3 separate regions of the Homo sapiens genome follow, and all the other regions are linked to region 1. Evidence: chromatin loops called from intact Hi-C (ENCODE). Cell type or tissue: B cell. All regions are shown on one strand. Links, peaks and the distances in the headings refer to the core of each region. The heading gives the core; the rest is flanking DNA.

Region 1 (5,945 bases), core at 556-5,555:
GGCGTCTTCTAAATTCCATGAAGTTTACATGACATAAAATTGAACATAGAATTTTCACACATGCCTAAAAACTTCCAAATAGAGTATATGAGTAAAAAAGACTGAAATTAGAATTTGGTTTAGTAACCTGCTTGATCTCAGCTTTAGCCAAATCTTATACTCCTAAGTGCATGCCTTCTTTATAACCCATTACATATACAAGTGCAGCTGGTGTTCAAATTGATGAGGGTGACTAGATCCTTAAATAAAAATTGGTGGAATTTTCTTCCACACTCTAACTTTGGACCCACCAATGTCTCCAGGATTAAATGTGGATATTATAATGATACCATTTGATTTATTTTTATTTTTTGAAGCTAAATACCATAAAATTTTCTGATGAATGACTTTTCAAACAGATCCGTTTATCAAAGTTGCACAGGATATAGTCTGCATATTACACATTTATGATAGAATCAAAATTAAAATTTAAGAACCTCTTTCATTGCCCTTTTGGATTGTGGCAGCAGTCTCAACGAAAGGGCAGACTGATTCACGTAAATTAAAGGGCACTGAATGATCTTCAACTTTTATGCACATGACATAAGAGACAGGCTGTGGTATAAATTACTAATCACACAACTAATTCACCTACATGAACCAATAATTGTGGCTGCTTTGCTCAAACTTTCCTCAGATTGATAGCATGAATGGAACTCTGTACACATCTCATGGCAGATGACGGTAAATATTATTGGTCTCTTTGGGTTGTTTCTCACCATAAAATACAGTCAGTATGATAAATGAAGAAGGATGGATGGTGCTAAGGGCCAACAAAACCAACATTTTTGACAGTTCAAATGCTAATCTTTAATCCTTAAAATTATTAAACTACAGATATTTAAACAAGTGACTATAGAGATCAATAATCTTAAAGTCTCACGGTATTCATAAATCTGTACCACTAGACCAGAATAAATTTTCAAATAGGTTTCTGAATAAGAATTGTCAATTATTTATTTTTATAAAGGGAGGAAAGAAATGGGATGAAATGCAGCATGGTATATTCTTATAAATTTGATTGCAATTTGCTAGGCTGGTTACCTATAGGAAGGGCACAGTACATGTGAAAGTTACAAATGCTGGAGGGTTGAACACTCATTTAAGACGTATTCAGTCTTGAAAATTGAGTTTAAAATGTTGAAGCCTCATAAGTTTCTATCCTCATGACCTTATGCAAATTAAATTTGAAACATCACAATAATCTCTTTCTGCAACTTGGAGAGTTCTCCTCACTTCCTTCATTCGGACATGCACTCGTGTGCTCAGTAGGCTTCCGCTTGGCATGTTTCCGGAGCCAGGCTACCTAATTTGGCCCACCCTATTCACACGGATCTTAGAGAGGAAAATCAGCCAGCCCACAAATGTCCTTTTTACAGAAAACCTCTATTGACTTCTACCCAGCAACCATCTATATAAACAACCCCTTATATTGATCTTATAAGTTATGGTAATGTTACATTAGCATTCATTTCTCTGGATACATATTTAAACAGTAATTTCTTTTAAGCTAGCAATTACCTGGTAATGCTGAATCAATCCGAAAAGTGTATTTCTAGAACAGTTTCAGAAAATCTGGTGAGAGTTCCCCTTTGCACAGCGAGCATTTCTCACAGCCTCAGGCTCATGAATGGTTACCTGAGATCTTGAAACAAGGAGACAGACACAAATAACATCGGGCGAGTCAGGACTGCACTGACATGAACTGGTTCTCAAGTCAGGAGAAAGCCTGCAGCAGGAGGATATTATCTAAGATATTTGAGATGGGGTTGGTCTGGACTAGATAGATAGATAAACCTTCAAACACACACAATCACTTCAGTGTTGTCCAGATTTAAGTTTAAACATAAGGAATCTTAACTATCCTAAGACATTTGGAAATAACTGAATAACTCATCTTACCAGTTATTTACTTGGGAGATTATTTTTGGAAGATTATCAGTAGGCTGATATTTTTTTAAAAAAATCAGAGTCATTCTTAAGTTTTAATGCCAGATTTTATATAATTTCAGGAAGTATTCCCTCTAAAGTAACAAACCAGCAGTTAGCTCAAAACACGAACCCCGTCTTTCTTTGGAATGCACATTCTTTCTCACAAGATTTGAAATCGCCAAATGCTACTTTTTCTTTGAAGACAGCATTTCTTTAAAGGGCCATGTTTAACTGCACCTTTTCTACATGGATGTATGCTTACGGATCTCATCATCTTCTAAATTTAGAGAGATGCGCTTTCCAAAGGAAGATAGGCAGCCAATAAGGAGGATCCCATCAAAAGAGAGGTGAGTTACTATGGTTACTTTTCAGGAGGTTGAGTAACAGTGAACAGTGCTCTTGGCCAAATGGACCCTTTCCAGAGGAGGACCTAAAAAGAATGTTGCTATCCATACGTGTTGATTCAATTAGTCGAGACTACACTATGTCGTTTGAGCTTTAACCACAGGCTTTCTATCAGCGATTGCTGCTTCCAGCCTAGCTGCACATAGGCAGCGAAGTCAACGGGAAAACAAGGACTGAAAACTTCCGAACGCTAACCTAATAGCGAAGAGCAGCGGACTCTTCACCCAAGAACCAATCCTAAGGTTTACATTTAAAAAATCGAATCAGGTCATTTGGGACCAGCAGCTGGCTACTCTTCAGTGGTTGGGGGCGGGGTGGGATCCCGGAACACGTCCCTATCCTCCCCCTCAAGGAAAGGAGTCCCTTCTGAGCTCGGAGGAAGGCACCTGGCTGGATGAATCCAGACATACCTTGTGAGCTGGGTCCACTCACCAGATCGGCGCATGCACCTGTTAGGTAGAAGCGCGGGGTTCGGTGCTCACTCCTGCTTTTGCGGCTGTCACTCTTCAGTCGGGCGCTGACAGCGGCAGTAGCGGCAACTGCAGCTCGGCGGGCAGCCCTGGCTCCTGCAGGTCCGTCCCTCCAGTCTCTGAAGCGCCTCTCACTCCGGGTTCGCAGCGCTAGGCGGGCGCGCAGCTGTTCTCAGCTCGCATTGGACCACAGGGAGCAGATGTTACCCGGTTGCTAGGAGCGTTGCTAGGAGGCGATGACGCCCCTCCACAGCTCGGGAGCAACTTTCCTGTAGGTCGAGTGCGCCGGCGGGGGCTGCTGGGAGCAAGGTTGAGAGCTGGAACGCCGAGGGGCGGCGAACAAAGAGCCCCGACAGAAGGGTCCCGACTGCGCTCGCCTAAGTTGGGGCCGGCAGAGTGGGTTGGGAGGCTGGGGCTGGGCGAGACTCGCGGGCCCGGGTAGGTGAGCCTCGGTCCCGCGCCTCCCCGGGCAGGTCACTCGCTGCAGGCCTTGGCTCGGTGTCCCCTACGGAGGTCGGGTTTGGGGAGAGGGGTGGGGCGGCACTTTCAGCGGCTGAGGAAGCAGCGGGGTTTGGCTCAGTGTTTTTTTTTTTTGTTTTTTTTTTAAGACCCTGACCCTTCCTCTGGGATACTCTTCGCCTTGGAGTAGGACCCTGAGAAGGGAGAACCGGATGAGTTCGTGGGTGTGACCCGGGGTGAGGCGTTTGGGGATGAGCAGTACGGGATCTTCCGCCTTCTGGGACTCTCCTCCCTAGTGTGTTCGTGTTTGTGTCTGCAGGTTTGAGCACTTGATAGATTCTGAGGAGGGATATGTTAACTAATCCATAAAAATCAGCCCAGAGTCTAATTCCTTTTGGCGTTGTCTGTGGCTGCCTACTGGCAGGGGGCCTCAGATTTAAAAAAAAAAAAAAAAAAAAAAAAAAGTTCTTGTGCTCTAAAACACGTCCTTCACACAATTAGAAAGTCCTCATTTTGGTCCAACAGCTACTTAAAACCTCAGGCCAACATGTAAACTTCTTTAACATGAAAATGCACAAAAGCAAAGGTATTTTTCACAAAGGAGACTAGAGGTGTGCATGATTTAGCACTTTAGTACACTTTAGTGTACATGTACACATTAGTATACATTTCCCCAAATGATTGCATAATTTCTCATATCTCAAGCTATGTTTTCATGTTTTACATTGCTTTTGTTGTTGTTGTTAAATAGGGCTGTTTTCTTGGGGATGGGGGATGATTAGAACATCAAAGTGGGCAATTTGGGTAGCCAGTAAGCCAAATTAAAGAAGGGAAGATGAAAAATCTACTAGAGAAATGTTACCCAAAGCTATCTTCGGAGAGAGAATCGCACTGAAGAAGAGACACATCACTTCCCTGGTTCCCTGTAGAGTCATGCCAGGGCCTGGAAGGAAGAGAACACGACTGGGAATCAATTAGAAAGAAAAGTTGCTGTCTTTGGAGCCAGGGCAGGGCTGCTGTGCAGTGTTATGTTGATTCCTCTGGTGGCTGGCACTCTGTGAGGCTGAAGGGGCTACACCAGCGGCCCCACCACTCTCAGGGCCCCCTGCTTGCTCTCTCAGCACCTACTGAAAGCCTGTGGCAAAGCTAACAGTTTGTTAGCCCTAAGATTTAAAAAGCTGGTAACCTAAAATCGAACTGTCTGAAGAAGTAATAATAAGCCACAGTGGGTTGAAGATCTGATGATAAAGTTTCAGCTATCGGGTATGACAGGGGGCTTTGAGACGGGTACACTTCACATCCAGGAGATGGTCCTAGCCAGAAGTACACCACTGCTGCTTCCTTCTTCGTTGGAATAAGGGCAAGATGCAGCTGATATCTCAATGAGCCTTGTCTTCTTGTCCAGCTCATCTCAAAACACTCTCCTCCTTGCTCTTTAAGGTCCAGTCACGCTGGACTTTTTTCAGTTTCCTTGAATAGGGAAGGGTCTCACTTGCCTAAGGTATTTTGTACATGCTGTTTCTTCTTTCTTAATGTGCCTCCCTTTTACCTGGCTTACTCCTACTCAGCTTTCACGTCTCAGCTTAAATACCACTTCCTCATAGCAGCTTCCCCTGACAGCCTCCCACCGACTACATTAGCCCCCTAATTATGTTCCCAATTCACCCTACCAATCCTATTTCACAATATTCATTACACCAGATTTTAAGCTAGTTCACCTGGTTAACACTGTGTCCCAACTGTCTAGCACACAGTGCCTGGTACATCAAAGGTAACCAAGAACGCCTGGGAATAGATGAATCCACCCTGCCTGGTTTGAGGTCCCTGTTTTCACCTTAGCTACGTAGCTATCAGTTCATGAACTTACACTAACCTTGAAGGCAGCCACTAGTTGCTGTCTTTACAGTTACTCAAGCAGAAGAAGGGAGCTGGGGGAAAGCCTGTTATACAGAAAATAGTTTTCTTCCCTTAATGAGACATTGTGTTTATAAAGTGACTTTTTTTTTTCCTTTTCAAAACATCTTATAAAGGTCACTACCTGCATTTTAATAGCATTGGGAAATACTCACCTAAAGTCATTTATATATTTTCCTAATTCTTGTCTTTCCACACCCTCTAAAGTGGTTGTGAGACCTCCGAGATGAACGGTTTCATTTTTCCTTAAAATACTCCTCTACCTCAGGTAAAAGCAGCCTCCATAACAACACGCTATATCTTATGGAGAAAAAAATGTATTTGGGAGCAGCTAGGTAATTTGACCAGTATGGATGGTATGTCTAGTGTTATACTTTATCTGAATGGACTAGGAAATCTTTACTATTGTCAGTTTAAATCAACAAATAATTGCCAAGTCCCCTCCTCCTCTGGGACTACCTCAAGATATAACAGATGTTGGAAGACACGAAAGAAAGGTCAAGGTAATCCAAGATCACAGGATTCCTTGATGGCATAACTGGAATTAGAAAACAGGTATGATTTTAATCTCGACTGTGTTATTTATGTCTGCATATATAATTGGATAAATTCTGCAATTCTCCTTGTAAGATTAGAATCTTTCACTAAACAATTTTGGATTTTAAAATACATATTAAAATTCCATACTACCTACCTTAGAATCTATCCAAATTCTAATCTTCTCAC
Region 2 (5,945 bases), core at 324-5,323, 260 kb after region 1:
TAAACAAACTGTGGTGAATCTAGACAATAGAACATTATTCGGTGCTAAAAAGAAATAAGCTATCAACCCATGACAAGCCATGGAGGAAATTTAAATGCATATTACAAAGTGAAAGAAGTCAATCTGAAAAGGTTATATCCTGTATGATTCCAACCATATGACATTATGGAAAAGACAAAAACTGTGGAGACAGTAAAAATATCAGTAATTGCCAGGGGTTAGAAAGGGTAGAAGGACGAATGGACAGAGCACAGAAAATGTTTAGGGCAGTGAAACTACTCTGTATGATACTATAATGAATACATGTCACTATACATTTGTCCAAACTCAGAGAATGTACAACACCAAGAGTGAACCTTAATGGACTCTGGATGATGATGATATGCCAGGGTAGGTTCCTCAGTGTTAACAAATGTATCAGTCTAGTGGGAGATGCTGATAGTGAAGAAGGCTGTGCATGTGTAGGGGCAGGGCATGGGTGGGAAATCCCTGCACCTCCCCTTCAATTTTAGTGTGAACCTAAAACTACTCTAAAATATGTCTACTTTTTAAAAGGGAATAAACATTGATGCACACAAGAACAATGATGAATCTCCAAAGCATTATGTTAAGTGAAAGAAGCCAGACACAAAGGATGACATATGATATGATCCCATCTATATAAAATTTTAGAGAAGACAAAACTATCATGATGGAAAGCAGATCACTGGTTTCCAGGGTCCGGGAGGTGGGAGAGGAGACTGACTGCAATGGGCGACAAGGGAAATTTTTTGGCATGAGAGAAATGTTCTACAAGATGAATGTGGTGGTAGTTTCAAAACTACACACTTGTCAAAAGTTATAGGATGGTACACTTAAAACTGGTGAATTTTTGCATGCAAATTATACTTTCATAAAGCTATAAGAATATAACAATAAAGCACACATAACTCACTTTATTGCGCTTCATTTTATTGTGATTTGCAGATATTGTGTGTGTTTTTTTTACAAATTGAAAGTTTGTAGCAACCCTACATCAAGCAAGTCTGTCAGCACTATTTTTCCAAAGTATGTGCTCACTTTGTGACTCTGTGCCAGTATTTTTTTAGCAATAAAGTATATTTCATTAAGGTAGGTATTTTTTTGGATATGATGCTATTGTATACTTAATAAACTATAGCATGGTGTAAACGTAACTTTTATATGCACTAGGAAACCAAAACATTTGTGTGACTCACTTTATTGAGATACTTGCTTTATTGCAATAGGCTGGAACTGAATCCCCAGTATCTCTAAAATATGCCTATGTAAGAATTCTATCAAACAGGCTGGGCATGGTGGCCCATACCTGTAATCCCAGCACGTTGGGAGGCCAATGTGGGCAGATTGCTTGAGCCCAGGAATTCGAGACCAGCCTGGGCAACATGCCAAAACCCCCTTTCTACAAAAAATATAAAAATAAGCCAGGCATGGTGGCACGTGCCTGTGGTCCCAGCTACGTGGGGGGCTGAAGCAAGAGCCTGAGCCCAAGAGATCAAGGCTGTAGTGAGTCATGTTTGCACTGCACTCCAGCCTGGGCAACAGAGGGAGACCCTGTCTCGAAAACAAAAAGGAGATTATCCGAAAGAAAGTAAAAGGCATCTGTGATTCAACCATCCAGATACTACCACAGTTAAGACTTCTGTGCATTAAAATGTTTATATTTTTACCAAAAAAAATTAGTAAATTTTGCCACTTAATTTTGCAAATTGGTAAGCTTTTTTCACTTAAGATATCCTGAACATTTCTGTGCCCATAAAGAAATAGAATGACAACATGAGCTCTAATGGCTACAAAATAGTCCACTGGATATATACAAAATAATTAATTCAGATTCCCTCCCAGTTGGTGAGCAGTATTGTGATGAATCTCATTATCAGAAATCCCACTCTCTGATCACCACCTTCCATACTTCTAGTTCACTCCTTGCTGGTCCTACATTCCAACTCCAGCCAACTTGATTCTTCCTGGTCCTAGATTCCATCCATCCTACCACTTTCGTCACTGCCTCTCACCCTCCTCCGATTGCTTTCTTCTTCCCCCAGCTTAAAATGCCATGGTCAGTCTCCGTACACCTCACTTGAATACTTCCTCAACACTTGCATCTTCCCACTGCATTAGGCCCACTTAGCAAAACCACACCCTGGTAAAATCCAACACTGCCTGTATCAACATAGCTAAACAAGGCTGGAGAAAAACACTCTTGAATCGAATGGCCTCACATGAAATTCATGGCCTCAAGCCTCAGGTGGATCCTCAATGTAGTGCAGCAATCTTTCTACTTTTCCCTACTCCATTTTCTCCCATTCTCTTGGCCCAGTGCCTCTTAAACTATCTGCTGTGAGGACTAGATGTTTTTATTTCCAATCTATTATAGACCAATACTTTTTAAAAATACAATAAAAATGTTACAGCAATGTCAAGTGCTATAACAGTTTCTAAAAGCTTGCTCTCACTTTCTGTACTCATCTCCTGGCAAGTCAGTAACCAAGGGCTCCCCAACTGGCCACTTTGTGCACTGCAGTCCTAGATGACAAATCTCAAATTGCCAGCACCTCCCCACCTTATTCACTCTGAGTTGATCATCTTGCTTCCTCTTTCACTAAAAAGGAATGAAAGACAATCAGTTCTTACTGATATGCAAATGATGTTTACAAAGGTTATTACTACACTCCTATAATTGCTTCTGTGCTGCTTTGCAAAAAATGAAAACTAAAAATAAATCACACCCAAACAAATACAGGCTAGAATGGTTTGTTGTTGTTGTTGTTGTTGTTTGGAAAGAAGCAGTTCTTTCAAAGTAGCTTTGTTACTTGTACCAAACTGTAAACATAAAACCTTTGTGCAACCTAGAGTGACTTTTTCCAAAGATTGTTACCTATTTCAAGGTGGAACCATTAAAACGTACTGAACCACAGTGGAAAAGACAACTATTGAGCCTAATTGAGGAGAAGGGTACTGTTTATTTCTGTGGCAACTGTATGTGGGTATATGGACAAGGTCTGTCATCTATTTAGGGACTTGTTTTATATGTCCCCGACCTTATCCACATCTTTTTGTTTTCTTTTGAATGTACTTTTCCAAACAAAGAATTATAAAATTATTTCAACCTTAGAACCTTAAGATGCCTTCAAATGGATTTATGTTAGTCTTTAGGGAGTCAATGTGTTGCTGCTTATTATAATATAGTTCGCTTGGAGCCCCAAGTGTGCCAATGTCCTCCCCACACTTCCCAGATGCCTTCATCTTCCTGTGAGCACTTGAGCTAGGAATCTCAGGTGACTTAATTTGGTTTTCCAGTGCTGAGGAGGCTACATTGTCTGGGGTATATATCCAGGGGCTCACCATTTGGCATTGGAAAATTTAGGACACAGACACAAGGAGTTTGTGTCTGTGTCCTAAACCTTTAGGAGTAAAGGTTTAATAGGCAGAAGAAGAGAAACAGCTCTCTCTGTCGAGAGAGAGAGGGGTTTTCCGAGCGGAAAAGATGGGCTGGCTGTGGATGTGCCGGATTGTATAGTAAAGCTTGAGGAGGTGGTGTCTGATTTAGGTAGGTAGGGCTCACAGATTGGTTTAATCAAATGTGAAGTTTACATAGCACGCCCAAATCCGGTCACCCCACCCTAATCTTATTATGCTAATGAACTCTCCGTGTCTGGCCGCCATCTTGTCGCTCTTTACTGTACACATGGCTGGCACCTAAAGGAAGATGGAGCCAACATGTCTAGTCCCTAGTTCCCGCCAGCATTCACTAGCGCAAGCTCCCAGGTTGGCTGTCTACGTCTGCAGCTCGACTTTACAGGCTGCTCTTTGTTAGAAAATGATTTGGGGCTGGCCGGGCGCGGTGGCTCACGCCTGTAATCCCAACACTTTGGGAGGCCGAGGCGGGCGAATCATGAGGTCAGGAGATCAAGACCATCCTGGCTAACATGGTGAAACCCCGTCTCTACTAAAAATACAAAAAAAAAAATTAGCCGGGCGTAGTGGTGGGCGCCTGTAGTCCCAGCTACTCGGGAGGCTGAGGCAGGAGAATGGCGTGAACCCAGGAGGCGGAGGTTGCAGTGAGCCGAGATCGCACAGCCGCACTCCAGCCTGGGCAACAGAGTGAGACTCCGTCTCAAAAAAAAAAAAAGAAAAGAAAAGAAAAGAAAAAAGAAAATGATTTGGGGCTGCTTTTCATTAAAAAGCCTTACCGAGGACTCCCATAACCTTACTATCTGCCTAAGTGATTTCTTCTTAACCCCTGTATCAGTGCCTACTCTATTGAAAAACTAGTTTTTCATTCTTGAGAAGAAACTTATGGAAGGACACGTTTCCTATCACAAGTTCACGTACTAATTTTTTTGTTTAATTTCCTTGGTGCGACTTATGCCAAGTAATTATGAAGATTTTTTTTCCTGGGTATTTCATGAAGCCTAGGAAGTTGGAACAGGCAAATCCTGGGTGTGAAAGCTTTATTTTATCTACCTCATTTATTTTTTATTTGTTGTAGTCATAGTCTCTGCTTTCCTATTTTAAGACCACTGAAGTATTCCCAGGCCCTGTCTTAAACTTAAGAGTTGATGTATTGGTGGGAAGAACTGAATGTTCAAGATGATCTTTTTATTCCATTTTTTTATAATCTCCTTTTGTACATGTAATAACATTGAGCATATGAATTATTGTTCCTCTAATGGCTTAACGGGAAAGGAGAAAGAAAGATCCTAACTTCTGGGTGGAAAAGTCTTTCCCCTGTATGCGGAAGGCCCTGATTGAAATGTGGACCTAAGACTGTTTGCCAAGTTTTGTCTCTTAGTTATTGCACCTTGACTTTAGGATTCCCCAATTTTTTTTTTCTTTTTTTCTTTCTTTTTTTTTTTTTTTTTTTTTTTGCCAAGCTGTGCCTTTCCTTCTGGAATTGTAAGTGAACACAATAGTACATGCTTACACTGTGAAGTGGATACTGTTACGGAGAACACAACAGTGGCTTTCTCACTGTTGAGATGATAATGTCTTGTGAATGTATGATCTACAGAGAAACCCCTGTAGTTTTATCCACTGATGCTGTCTGCTGGAAAATAAATTTTGAATGTTTTTTCCCCCTGTCAAAATGACAGACAGACAGACAGACAATCAGAAGGGACCAAACTTTCCTTCCATATACTCTTTCTTCCCTTTTATTAGAGATGAATTGCTTGTGTTCCCATCTTAGGTCAAATCCTCCATTTATGCACTGGATTCCAACCTCTCTTCTACTCAAAGACACTGTTCCATCAATTCTTTCTCTCCTGCATCAGAGATTTTTCCCTTTCTACTGAGTTATTCCTATCACTGTACATGCTATTATTTCTCCCATCTTAAGAAGAAAATCTCTTGCTCCCACTTCCCCTCCAGCCTCTTGACTGCACTCTCCTTTAGTACTGTCTATATGCTCTTTCCAGCCCCTCTTCCTTAACCAACTCCAGCCAGGCTTACCCCACCACTCCATTACATTGCTTTCTCAAGGTCACTAGGGAAACTCACTTTGTAAACTCTGGCAGTCAACTGTCAATCTTCGAAGTAGACACTTTCTATGGTACATGTCATGTTCCCTGGGCCCACCTCTAATTTCAGTCATAGCTGCAGTTGGTTCCGTGCTCATTAACAGCATTCCTTAACAAGCACCCACCTCATCTCTCTCTGCTTTCAGCCTCAAGGTTTCTCCCACAAGAGCTTGCAAATCCCAGAAGTAGAGAAGAGTTAACACTCTCAAGAAAACCCTCAACCAAGGGGGACCAGACACATGTCCCAGCTTCCCATTGTCTGAGCAGAAAATTGTGGCTGGCGCTTTACATCCTTCTTAGATGTCTCAGTGGAGCTGACCCCACAGTCTGGAGCAACCATCTCAATAACACACCCTTTATTGGCTTTCTTCTTTCACTATCTCACTTCTCTGCTCTCTCATTCCT
Region 3 (5,945 bases), core at 324-5,323, 55 kb after region 1:
AGCTGAAGCCCTATCTAGCTTACTCCTCACAGTAAGGTTCAGGGAGCTCTCCTGCTTCCACCCTGAAACCTGTGAAGAGTGCTTTCTTTGTGATGGATAAAGGTAGAGCAGAGCAGTGAAAAGGGCAGTAGTAGTGTAGATGTGAGTGCATACAGGCTTATTGTTCCTTGTGGGATTATAAACACATCCACACGTGCTATTCTAAGCCTCACTCCCCAAGGACCTCAGGGAATTCTCAGTCTAAAAATGAAACTTGCGATCTCTTGCAAAGGCCACTGAGCAGCAATAGAAGTCAATAGTGGCACTGTTACAGTAATAAAAGCAATCCTTTATGCAGCATTTATCACATGCCAGGCATTGTTCTACTGCTTGACATATGTTAACTTATTTACCCCTCACAATAACCTAAGAAAGTAGGTACTATTATTATCCCCAGGCTATGAATGAAGAAACTAAGGCACAATGAGGTTAATAACTTGCCACAGTCATAACAGTTTATAAGCAGTGAGCCAAGATTCAAACCCAAGCTGTCTTGCTCCGAAGTCCATGTTATTAATAGTCCATTACGCTCCCTCTACCATCTGTTTCCCCATGGAAAAAACTTCTTAAATTCTGGACAAAATGGATGCAACTGTGTTTTATCACCAGAAAAATAAAATCACATATATTGGGCTGGAAAAGATTTTCATGAGCATCTATTCCCTCTATTTCACACAGAAAAACTAAAGCCAAAAAGCTGAAGTGATTTGCCCACCATCGCACCAAACAAGCACCAATCTAAAGTCTACCATGTTCCAAGTCAATGGTTTTTCCATAGCATTTTCCAATCTCTCCCCAGTGTTTTCTTTTTTTTTTTTTTTTTTTTTTTTCAAATTTAAAGTTTGGCTCTTGTCTATTTGCAAGATCCCAGCTACTTGCCTTTCAATGTATCTATGCTACCAACTAAATAGCTGATGTGGGTTTCATTTAACTTAATCTTTGAAAATCACAAGGTCTCATCTAAGTTGTGACACTTATTTCAGCAATAAGATAGTATTTTCTGAAGCATCATATAAATACCAAGTTCAAATCCCTTTCCCATTAAGTACCAAGGAAATAATACAGTAGAAATTTTTATTAAAATCTTTACCTCTTCATCCAATTAACTTGCTAATGTGACAGAAAAAAAGTTACACAATTATCGTAAATGTGGATACACCTTGAAGCTGAAAGACTGTTCATTTCACTCAATCACAGAATTCAGACAGATCTCAGATATCATCTAAACATCTGCCACCAAAGAGAAAGCTGACTCTCCCGCAATCTTTCTGATACATGTACTCCGGCACCTTCATCCCTTTATTAACACACAACCAAGGTGCTACTGTGGGCTTCTTGCACTGGCAGGCAGTTAATGACTTTGACAGGCAGAAAGGTATCCAAAAATGACCTATCAATATCAAGTTCCTATTGCTATGAAGCCAGAGTGTTCCTCTCTCTAATTTTTAATCATTTTTTTTCTAGTTGAAGGAGGGGCAGAGGAAATTCCATCTTTATCTTCCAAAGAGACGGGATGGTGGGGTCTTAGTATGACAGAAACTGGCTGTTGGGAGTAGTATCACCCACGGCTAGAGTGGTTAAGAGTGCAGAATGTGAAGCCAAGCTGACAGAGTTTAAAACTGGGATATTATATTTGCGAGTCTGGGACCTAAGCAAGTTCCTTTAATCTCTCTAAACTTCAGTGTCCTCATTTTGATATCCCTTACCTCTTAAAATTGTTGAGAAGACTAAATGAGATAAGCCACGTAAAGGCCTTAGCATATGTCTGGCATATGGTATACTTTTTAAATGTTTAACTACTATTGTTATATTCATCGTCTTCATCAGCATCCCCCATCATGTCACTGCCCTTTGTGGAAATCCTTTTCTCCAGCTTGGCATTTATACGCACAGGAAAGCATGTGCCCTCTCCCAGGGTCTGACTTTGAGAACTCACCATTAGGGTTGTTGTAGTGGAAGGGTGGAAAATACAAGGGCTGAGGCAGGAGGAGATAAAGCTGATAGTGTGGGTTGTACTTCCCACCTTACCTTACAATCCTTTTTCCCAAGCCTGGAGGTGGAGTGCTCTGTAGGAGCTAACAACACTGCCTGGAAGTGGGAAGTGCCCAACACCTGCTCATTTTGTTGCTTCTTTTAAGGAAACAAAATTACCAACTGGCGATGCAAAGAGAGGATTTCTTGAGCCTGTCTGCTGCTACTTTACAGATGGAGAAAAAAATTATAAATGATCAGAGTAGCTCCAAGCCTATTAATTCCTTCCCACCCACATAGGAGCAATGCAGTGGAGGCAAGTATTGCTCACATCGTACAGACGGGAAGTAGAGACAGGTAGGGGTGGGTTGTGCTCAGTGGTGCAGTACCCGAGTGCTACTTTCAACTGCAATTTCAGGAAATCCCTTAGATACGAGATTTCTCCAATATCCACAGCAAATGGCTGCCTGTGTTGGTTGGATAAGGATAGAAATAAGGATAAAAAAAAAAGCAGAAGGGAGATCAAAGATGACAACTGCCCACATTAGACCCTAGGAAAAACGGCCACATTTCTAAAAGCACAATCTGGCCATTCCCGGACTCAAACAAGTTAGGAAAAGAGTTTTATAAATTACCCAGTCTTGATTTTTTTCAGACTATTCCCTGAGGAAGTCTAAGGTTCCCCAAAGGAGCTTCAATGCCAACGTAGACGTGGAGGTGTGTAAGGGATGCAATGCACAGGCTGGGCTCTGCACCCTTTTCAATCAGGGCTATTTTGTTTTAATATGCTTTACATTTTCATAAGATTATGCTGGGGGGAGAAGGAAGACTCTGACACATTAAGTTTTAAAAACACTGATGTAAACAAACTCCTTCATTCTCCCTCATCCCCCCCTCAAATAGAGAAACTAAGGCTGAGGCTACTTAAGAGACTTCAGTACAATCAAATAGCTAGTAAGTGGCAGAAAAAAGATCAACATCTGGTCCTCCTGCAAACATCTGTTTTGTCACCCAAACCTTGTATGAGATGTTTTGACAACTCCATTTCACATAGGAACAAAGCGATGGCACTTGTAATAGTTAAATATGAGTGAGTCAAATAGAAAATCTTCCATTACAATTAGTAACATACAAAGCACTATACTAGGCAACAAGTTACAATATTGAAAATTCCGGTTCTGATAATGGCAGAGTGATTCAAACTAACCCCTCTACAAGTAAAAAATTATAAATTCACAACAACATTTTTTAAGTCAACTATTTGAAGGCATGGTGAGCAAGAGCAGGCAGAAATTGGAGGAGATCCAATTTCTGAAAGAAGGGAACACAGATTATATATATACTTGCTGTTTTTTTTCATTGCTCTAGCAGCTACTGAGAAAGAGGTGTTAAAATCTCTAACTTTTATTTTGAAATTTTATTTCCCCTTTTAGTTTGTTACGTCTTCCTCCATGTATTTTGAAGCCCTTAATAGGTGCATACACACTTACAATTTTGTGTCTTCTTGATGAATTGACCACTTTACCACTACAAAACATACTTCTTTCTTTTTCCTAATACTCCTTGTCTTGAAGTCTACTTTGTCTGATATTAATGTAACTGCACTAGCTTCCTTATGCTCACAGTTTGCATAACTCATATTTTTTAATTCTTTCATTTTCAACCCGTCTGTGTTTATATTTAATGTATGCTTCTTATAGCTATAATACAGTTGGGTCTTGCTTTCTTCTTCATTTTGACAATCTGTACTTTCAAGTGAGATATTTATTTAATTTGCATTTAATGTATGAACATTGCTAGGTTTAGGTATGTCATTTTGCTGTTTGTTTTCTATTTGTTGCATCTGTTTTTTCATCTTCAGTTGCTCTTACTACTTTATGCATGTGTTAATAACCTGTTTGCTTAGAATTCAATTTTAATTTGTCTATTAAGTTCTTTGGCTATACCTATTTTCATTTTCTTCTGTCAACGGTTGTTCTAGGGATTGTGTCCTAAGTGAATCACAGTCTATTTTAAGCCAGTGTTATATCAATTTACAAAATTTACACGTTGCATTATACAATATTATACCACTCTACAATGATTTGTACTTTGCAACAGCATAAATAATTTACCTCCCCTCTCCTTTGTGTTACTGTCATCTCATATTTAACTTCACAGTTTATCAACCCCACAATGCAATACTGTATCTTTTATTATCTCTGTACCTTGACATACAGTTGATCATAATGACATGCACTTGAAAAGAGTGTTCTGCAGTTTTGGGATATAGAGTTCAATAAATATCAAATAGTACCAATCTCTACACAACTCTTATAGAAAGAAGAGAAAGAAAGAACATTTCTCAACCCATTTTATGAGGCCAGCATAATCCTAATATAAACTCCTTCTAACAAAGACATTACAAGTATAGAAAATCATATGCCAATATCTCTTATGATTATAGTCATAAAAAATCCTCAGCAATATATTAAAAAAAGAAATCCAATAATGTATTTAAAGGATTATATATTATGACCACATAAGGTTTACCCTAGAGAGGCAAGGTTGGTTTAAGATACTAAAGTTGATGCAATTCACCAAATTAACACAATAAAAAAGAAAAACCAAATAATCATCTCAACACATACAGAAAACAATGCTGACAGAATTTATTGTCAATTTCTGATAAAAAAAAAAAAATTTCACCATCCTATGGATATTTCTCAATCATGAAAGAAAAGGAGTGTAGGGAATCTACTAAAACCCTATAGCTAAAATCAACTGTGAGAACTACTTAGTGAATTTGGCAAGGTCATTATATAAAAATCAATTCTATTTTTATATTCTACTAACAAATTACAAATGAAATTTTTTAAAAATTCCATTTAGAAAGAGCATCAAAATGCACTAATACTTAGAAGTAAATTTAACAAAAGGCATTCAAAACTCTCACACTAAAAGCATTAAAACATTACTGAGAGAAAATAGAGGACTCAATATTGTTAAGATGCTAATTTCCCTCAACCAGTGTAATGATTTAAAGCAATCCAAACAGATATTTTTTGTCAAGTTTGACAAGTAGACTCTGAAGTGTTTAAGAAAACATAAAGGACCTAGAGTAGTCAAAATAATTTTTAAGAAGAGCAAAGTAGGGGGACCCACCTATCTGATTTTAAGACTTATTATATAGCTACATTAAATCAAGACAACTTGCTATTGGCAAAAGGATAGATCAATAAATCAATGAAGCAGAATACAGAGTCCAGAAATAGTGCCACACAAGTATGGTCTATTATTTTTTCACAACAGTGCCAACGTAATTCAATATGAAAGTCTTTTCAAAAACTGATGCTTGAGCATATGGGTATCTATTTGTGAAAAGAAACATCAACCCTTCTATCTCACATTGAGTGTGTGTGTGTGTGTGTGTGTGTATGTGTATACATATACACATATATATGATTTTGATTAATTTATATATGTAGCTATACATATATAAAAATTATATGTATATATATACATATATATAAATTATATATATGTATCAATTACATATATATAAATTAATCCTAAATCTAACTGTAAAACTTTAAACTATAGAATACCCAAGGAAAAACTTCAGAGCAATCTTTTGTGACCTTAGGATATACAAAAGCATTAACCATACCAGAAAAAAATTGCTAAGTTGGACTCCATCAAAATTAAAAACTTTTGCTCTTTGAACAATGTCATTTACAAAAAGGCAAACCATAGGCTGAGGGAAAATAAAGGGCTTCTATCTAGAATTTATAAAGACCCTTTACAACTCATAAATAACACAACCAACAAAATTTAAAAATCCAGACACTTCATAAATTAATGTGTACAAATGGCCTATAAACAAATGAAAGATGCTCCACATCAGTGATCATCAGGGTAAGACACAGTAAAATCACATGAGATACCGATAAATT

The links. Hi-C counts contacts between places; a loop is a spot of excess contacts. Peaks named below come from ENCODE experiments on the same cell type or tissue, not always from the same donor. Only the 100,000 strongest peaks of a DNase experiment are listed, where the experiment ranks them.
Region 2: it touches region 1 in a loop (7-fold over the local background); 8 of 110 quality-filtered maps call a loop at or near these places.
Region 3: it touches region 1 in a loop (1.9-fold over the local background); 3 of 110 quality-filtered maps call a loop at or near these places.

What each region holds. Positions count from the first base shown.
Region 1 is chr14:62,114,430-62,120,374 of GRCh38, reverse strand. It overlaps the pseudogene SERTAD4BP. Among named protein-coding and RNA genes, the nearest start is that of LINC00644, 23 kb to the left of the region's middle. In B cell, for the core only: a CTCF peak has its summit at 2,876; DNase peaks (open chromatin) are centred at 2,934 and 4,864; H3K4me3 peaks cover 1,759 bases; H3K27ac peaks cover 552 bases; H3K27me3 peaks cover 1,243 bases.
Region 2 is chr14:61,857,065-61,863,009 of GRCh38, reverse strand. The region is part of intron 1 of SYT16 (synaptotagmin 16); the gene reads right to left. Among named protein-coding and RNA genes, the nearest start is that of SYT16, 47 kb to the right of the region's middle. In B cell, for the core only: CTCF peaks have their summits at 2,314 and 2,517; a DNase peak (open chromatin) is centred at 2,529; H3K27me3 peaks cover 225 bases.
Region 3 is chr14:62,059,259-62,065,203 of GRCh38, reverse strand. The region is part of intron 3 of SYT16 (synaptotagmin 16); the gene reads right to left. Among named protein-coding and RNA genes, the nearest start is that of LINC00644, 78 kb to the left of the region's middle. In B cell, for the core only: no CTCF peak of the experiment used is centred there; a DNase peak (open chromatin) is centred at 2,373; H3K4me3 peaks cover 657 bases.